2 separate regions of the Homo sapiens genome follow, and region 1 is linked to region 2. Evidence: read pairs that join two places in POLR2A ChIA-PET (ENCODE). Cell type or tissue: Caco-2. All regions are shown on one strand. Links, peaks and the distances in the headings refer to the core of each region. The heading gives the core; the rest is flanking DNA. Region 1 has its middle 120 kb from the start of LINC01436. Region 2 overlaps LOC101928269 (a long non-coding RNA gene).

Region 1 (2,921 bases), core at 247-2,746, 100 kb after region 2:
GTGACCAACATTTATTCAACATTGATAATGTCCATGACCCTTGATATGGAACAACTCGTTTCATCCTCACAATCACCCTATGAGGTAGACACTGATACATGTCCCCATTTCACTATGGAAGAAGCTGGGACAGCGAGGTTAAATGCTTTGCCCAGGTCACCCAGCTGGTAAGGGGCAGAGATGGGGTTCAAACCCAGGTGAAGTCTTAGTTCTTTACCCAAAAGATCACAATCTGTCATGATTGGAAGCCTCCTTAAAAGTCCTCCCACCAACTTCCTACTAAGGTAAAAATCTCTTTGACCTTCCAGGCAGATGGTCATCCAGCCCATCTTGAATGCATCCAGTTGCTTGAATGCATTGAGCAACAGGGAGCACATTACTTTGTCAGCAGCCCATGCCTTTTAAGAAAAGCTCCAACAATTGGGAAATTCTTCTTTAGATGAAGCTATTTCCTACGATTAGTAAGATTTGATCCCCCTTCAATGCTCCTGGGGTACAGACTTCTTGAAACTGCTATAAGATAGAATTATACATGGTGGGACTTAAATCTCTGTATGCATGTGTTGTGTCGAATCCGTATCGACTCCAGTGGGTGTGGTACTAGATGCAAGAGGCTGAAGAAGAGACCCAGAGCCAGCAAATGAGACATGGGTTTTACTGGGGACTTACGTGCAGGGGAGAGAGTCCAGTGGTAGCAGGCTAGACAGGAGAACTGCATGGCCTAGTGGGGGCAGGCTGAGCATTATAACTGCAACTGCTTGCAAAAGGCATGCAGCTTACATCACATTTTCTTTTAGCACCCTCCGACAGTCTTCAACTGGCAACTTTCACTTACCCCAAAACAAAGGGCCTTGATTCCCAGTATGGCCTGTGTTCCATGGGCCAGGCTCGGAGCTCAGATGTTCCTCATAGAAAAGGAACAAATCTATGTGTTTGGCGCTGTCAGATTTCCTAGCTCAGAGCACACATTTAGATGTGTCTGCCATACAGGGTCAGTCTCAGGGAGTCTACGTTATTGCTCTCAGATATGTTTACCATACAGCATATTAATTGGAAGTTAGTTTTGAAGAACAGTGACAAGGATATACATCATTTAAATCTGCCTCTCACCTTTCTGTTTCACCACCTTATGCTCCATCCCATTGAACGATTTACTCTGGGTCCATGTTATGGGTCTCAGGAGGTCCCACATCCACACCTCTGCTCTTGCTGCTCTGAATATTCTCCAGCACCTGTTTATCAGCAAATGCTGCTGCTTCTTTGAGCCTCAGTGCTCCCTGCTATGAAGTCTGCTTTGCTAAGGGGAGAAGTTGCTGTTACCAATGAGAGCTAGGTGATTGTTCACTAGGGAGGATTCAAATCAAGAGGTGATGTTACATCAGCAACATGGTGGAATAGGAGGGTCCTGACTATCCCTTTTCTGACAGATGCACCTAATGAACACCTACATATGGATCAATACTCCCTGAGAGAAAGCAGAAACTAGGTGAAAGACTCCTGCATACTGAACAACTGAGAAAGATATTCACATTGAAGCAGGTAGAAAAAGCAGAGACAGAGTCTGGTGGAGAAGAGGGGGGAAGGAAAGATGTTGGTCAAAGGATGTACAATTTCCATTATTAATAGATAGGAGAAGAGGCCAAGGCAGGTGGATCATTTGAGATCAGGAGTTTGAGACCAGTCTGGCCAACATGGTGAAACCCCATCTCTACTAAAAATACAAAAATTAGCTGGGTGTGGTGGCGTGCACCTGTAGTCCCAGCTACTTGGGAGGCTGAGGCACAAGAATCGCTTGAACCTGGGAGGTGGAGGTTGCAGTGAGCTGAGATTGTGCCACTGCACTCCTGCCTGGGCAACAGAGTGAAACTCTGTCTCAAAAAAAAAAAAAAAAAAAGGAGAAGTAAGTTTTAGTGATGCATTGCACAGCATTGTGACTATAGCTAGTAATAATGTAGGGCACATTTCAAAATTGCAAAGAGTACATTTTAAAAGTTGTCATCACAAGAAATGATAAATAGGTGAAGTGATGGATATATTAATTAGGTTGATTTAATCATTCCACAATGTATACATATATTAAACATCACATTGTACTTCATGAATATATACATTGATTATCTGTTAATTAAAAAATTTAAAAAGCCATAAGCCCCAAACACAATTAAATCAGGTGTAATTCTTCAGCTTATTTCTTTTTCAAAATTGTTCTGGCTATAATAGGCCCTTTGCTTTCCATACTGATTTTAGAATTAGCTTGTAAATATCTACAAATATATTGCTGGCATTTTGTTTGAGATTGCATTGAATCTATAGATTAATTTGACATTTTAACAATCCTGAGTCTTTCAACTCATAGACATGGTGTTTCTCCCCATTTTTAAAAGATTTTTAAATTTCTGTCAGCAATGTTTTATAGTTTTTAGTGTATAGATGAATGTTCTTTTTGTCAGATTTATCCCTAAGTATCAAAAAATTTAATGCTGTTGTAAGTGGTTTTGTTTTTTAAATGTCTATTTTTGATGTTTGTTGCTAGTATTTAGAAATACAGTACTTTTTTATATATTACTTTTTTATCCTGTAATCTTGGTAACTCATTTATTCTAGTAGCTTATAGAGCCCGTAGAATGTTCAGCATTAAAATGTTGAATTATTATGTGTAAGTAAATAAAGACAATTTACCCCTTCCCCTGAAAGAGGTGATGTCCCTTCTCTAGACCTAGAGAAAATATTAAAGTTGTTTCAGCATCTGTGTCATGCTGGAGGGTGACCAGGTTTCCTTCATAGCTATGTGACTTTAGGGAAATCTCTTCACATCCTGGGCCTGGCTTCCTCATCAGCAAATGGAAGAGCTTGAATCGGTGGGTCTTATCGGTTAAGATGTTGCCTCTTAGACGCCCTGGGCAGCTTTTAAAAATGCCTGT
Region 2 (2,921 bases), core at 299-2,798:
TTTCTATACCTCTCCGGTACATTAGCATCTCAAACTCCACTAAATGATAATTTAGTTATAACCCCTTGCTTCCTCCTCCCCACCCCACCCCCACTTCTGCATAGGTAAAATAAGTGGTTTTCAGTGGTGAGGGTAGAGGATGAGACTACTCTGCCAGGGAACATTTGGCAATGTCTGGAGACATTTTTGATTGGGGGTGGGTATTACTGACATCTACTGTGTAGAGGCCAGGGATGCTACTAAATATCCTATCATGCACAGAACAGCCCCCCTACAATAGAGAATTATCTGGTTCCAAATGTCAATAGTGCTGAGGTTAAGAAATACTGGGCCAAAAAAAAAAAAAAAAAAGAGAAACACTGGGCTAAGTGGTATTCAGTAGAAGGAAAGTTCCCTGTCCTCAGTCTAGTCCATTGAACTTGATTACTTTCTACATATATACTAATCAGGACCTATGCTGGACTCTGGGGCCAGTCCCAAAGAAGAAAAGGCATGAACTCAGACCAGGACCTGCAAAGGGTCTGAGATTTTACTCTACTTACAAGCTGATAAGTTAGCTTGTTACTGTTTTATGGATGCTGGCAGAAGACACAAGATCCCTGGGTCAGAGACAAAGGACTTTATTATTCATGGCACAGCAAGCTGAATGAGCGTCATGTTGGCACTGGTTCCCCTTGCCCCTCAAGTCCCACAGGGGTAACCTGGATGTGCCAACGTGAATGCTAAGCATGTAGTGAGTTTACATTTTAGCTGATGAACACTGAACTTGGGAATCTACAGCTCTTATGGTAAACAGTAAGTCTGCTCCTTGTCTGTTACTACGTTTGCTCTTAAAGTGACAGAAATTAAGGGGGAAGACTTTACCTCATCCCTCAAGGGCATAAAGAATCCTATACAACGTGCAGAGGTCATGGAATAGGGTATTTCAGATTGGTGGTGTTTGAGAAAGCTTTATGGAAGTGGAGATACCTGAATTGGGTTTTATGTAATTTTTTTATTTTTAAAATTTCATTAACATACTTTGTTTCCAGAAGCTTTGCCAATGAAGGTAAAAAGCATAGAAATACAGCTCTGACAAAAAAGAGTTGTAGTATGAAAAATCATTAAACATGAAATTAAAGGAAGCTGTACTAAAATCACATGTGCATCCAAGTGGGTTAGGATTGGGGAATAGAGGGAGCACCTGATCTTAGCACAGATCAGGGAGCACAGGAAGAGGGAGGCCTGCTTGGCCTCGGGCTGTGGAGGCATCAAGGATTTGGCTCCTGGCTGGTCGCAGTGGCTCACACCTGTAATCCCGGCACTTTGGGAGGCCGAGATGGGAGGATCACTTGAGGTCAGGAGTTTGAGACCAGCCTGGGCCAACATGGTGAAACTCCGTCTCTACTAAAATACAAAAATTAGCTGGGCGTGTTGATGCATGCCTGTAATCTTAGCTACTAGGGAGGCTGAGGCACAAGAATTGCTTGAAGCCAGGAGGCCAAGGTTGCAATGAGCCGAGGTCACGCCACTGCATTCCAGCCTAGGTGATGAAGTGAAACTCTGTCTTAAAAAAAAAAAAAAAAAAAAAGGATGTGCCTTCCATTCTGCAGACTCCTGGAATTGCACTTAGCAATACACAGTCACAGCTGCCAGTCCCTAGCCTGTCTCCAGAAAAGGAAGAAACCTAGACAGGGACACGGAAGAAACCTAGACAGGGACACGGAAGAAACCTAGACAGGGACACAGAGAGGCGTGTATCTTGCTTGCTCATGTGATTGACTGGGAAATGCTGCCTGGGGTGCTGTTCTGCTAGAGTTTTTGAGGCATACCTGGGCCTAACAGGAACATGACCTGGACTAGGTTAGTGTTGTTTGCCTTGGGAAAAAGGGTGAAGTGATGTGTGGTGTCTGCATGGAGGATACTTTCTGATCCTTCCAGAAGTCCAACTCAGAATGAACTGGGTGTAAAAGGGTGAGTAGGGCTTCAACCCAAAGGCAAGGAGAGAAAAAGTGTGCCCAGAAGCAGAAATAGGATAGGCAAAAGGCACAGAAGCACAGACCATCATGGGATGTTCAGGAACAACATGCCATTTCATGTTGACAGAGTGAAGCATGCCGTCAGAGAGGGCAGATGGTCTGCTCTTGGTGGGGCAGTCAGGGGGTGCATCTTGCCTGTTGGTGTTCCTCAGAATGAGCAGGAGCATCTCTTACTGTGGTCTATGAGTGCCCTAGAATTGAGGGGTATGAAAATATGTGTCATGGATGTAATTGCAATTCTAGAGCTCTCTGTGAAATATAGAGAGCTGTATCTGCCCTCTTTGAAAGGCTCAGTGACACGAAACATGGAACGAGGAATGAATGATACAAAGGAATACAAAGAGGTAGAGGAGAATTGGGAGTTGCGGTGATGCTAGGAACCCTCTAAAGAGAGACTTCTTTTTGTTCCAGCAATGCACTAACTTCTGTGCTGAGCATCTCAACATAGATTATGTGGGGAGAGGGAGGACCCTCTGGAAAAGTCCTGGCTGAGCTTAATCAGCTTGTTAGCACAGAGAAACGGTTGCATCTGTGCCCCACAATGATAAACGTAGGTATAACAATGACTTATTGTAAGCAGCTGAGCTACATTTTTCTGAGATGATTTTTTTTTTCATGTTGGCAGCTGCGAGCCTGAGCGGACTCCTATGAACCAGTCTTCTCCAGCAATAGACCCTCCTTCAACTCGTGGTAGCCTGTACGCCAAGGGTGACAGACTGGAAAGCAGGATCCACCGGTTCATCTATGGGAAAAGGAGGGGGAATGAGATCAAGGATTGAGGACGCTAATGGGTAAGCATGAGAACCATTTGGGTAAACACCGCAGCACGGTCTCTATTAATCTAATCTGAGAACACTGGCTATGAAAAGTATCAGAGGCTGGGCAGGCAGGGTGTAAAATGGA

What was found. Peaks named below come from ENCODE experiments on the same cell type or tissue, not always from the same donor. Only the 100,000 strongest peaks of a DNase experiment are listed, where the experiment ranks them.
Region 1: POLR2A ChIA-PET joins it to region 2 with 9 read pairs; 3 of 35 experiments call an interaction of 5 or more read pairs at or near these places.

Annotation. Positions count from the first base shown.
Region 1 is chr21:35,879,463-35,882,383 of GRCh38, reverse strand. No RefSeq gene overlaps it. Among named protein-coding and RNA genes, the nearest start is that of LINC01436, 120 kb to the left of the region's middle. In Caco-2, for the core only: no CTCF peak of the experiment used is centred there; no DNase peak of the experiment used is centred there.
Region 2 is chr21:35,981,639-35,984,559 of GRCh38, reverse strand. It overlaps LOC101928269 (a long non-coding RNA gene), which reads left to right. Exons shown (of 6, transcript NR_110418.1): 4 at 2,644-2,809. Among named protein-coding and RNA genes, the nearest start is that of LINC01436, 22 kb to the left of the region's middle. In Caco-2, for the core only: no CTCF peak of the experiment used is centred there; a DNase peak (open chromatin) is centred at 1,590.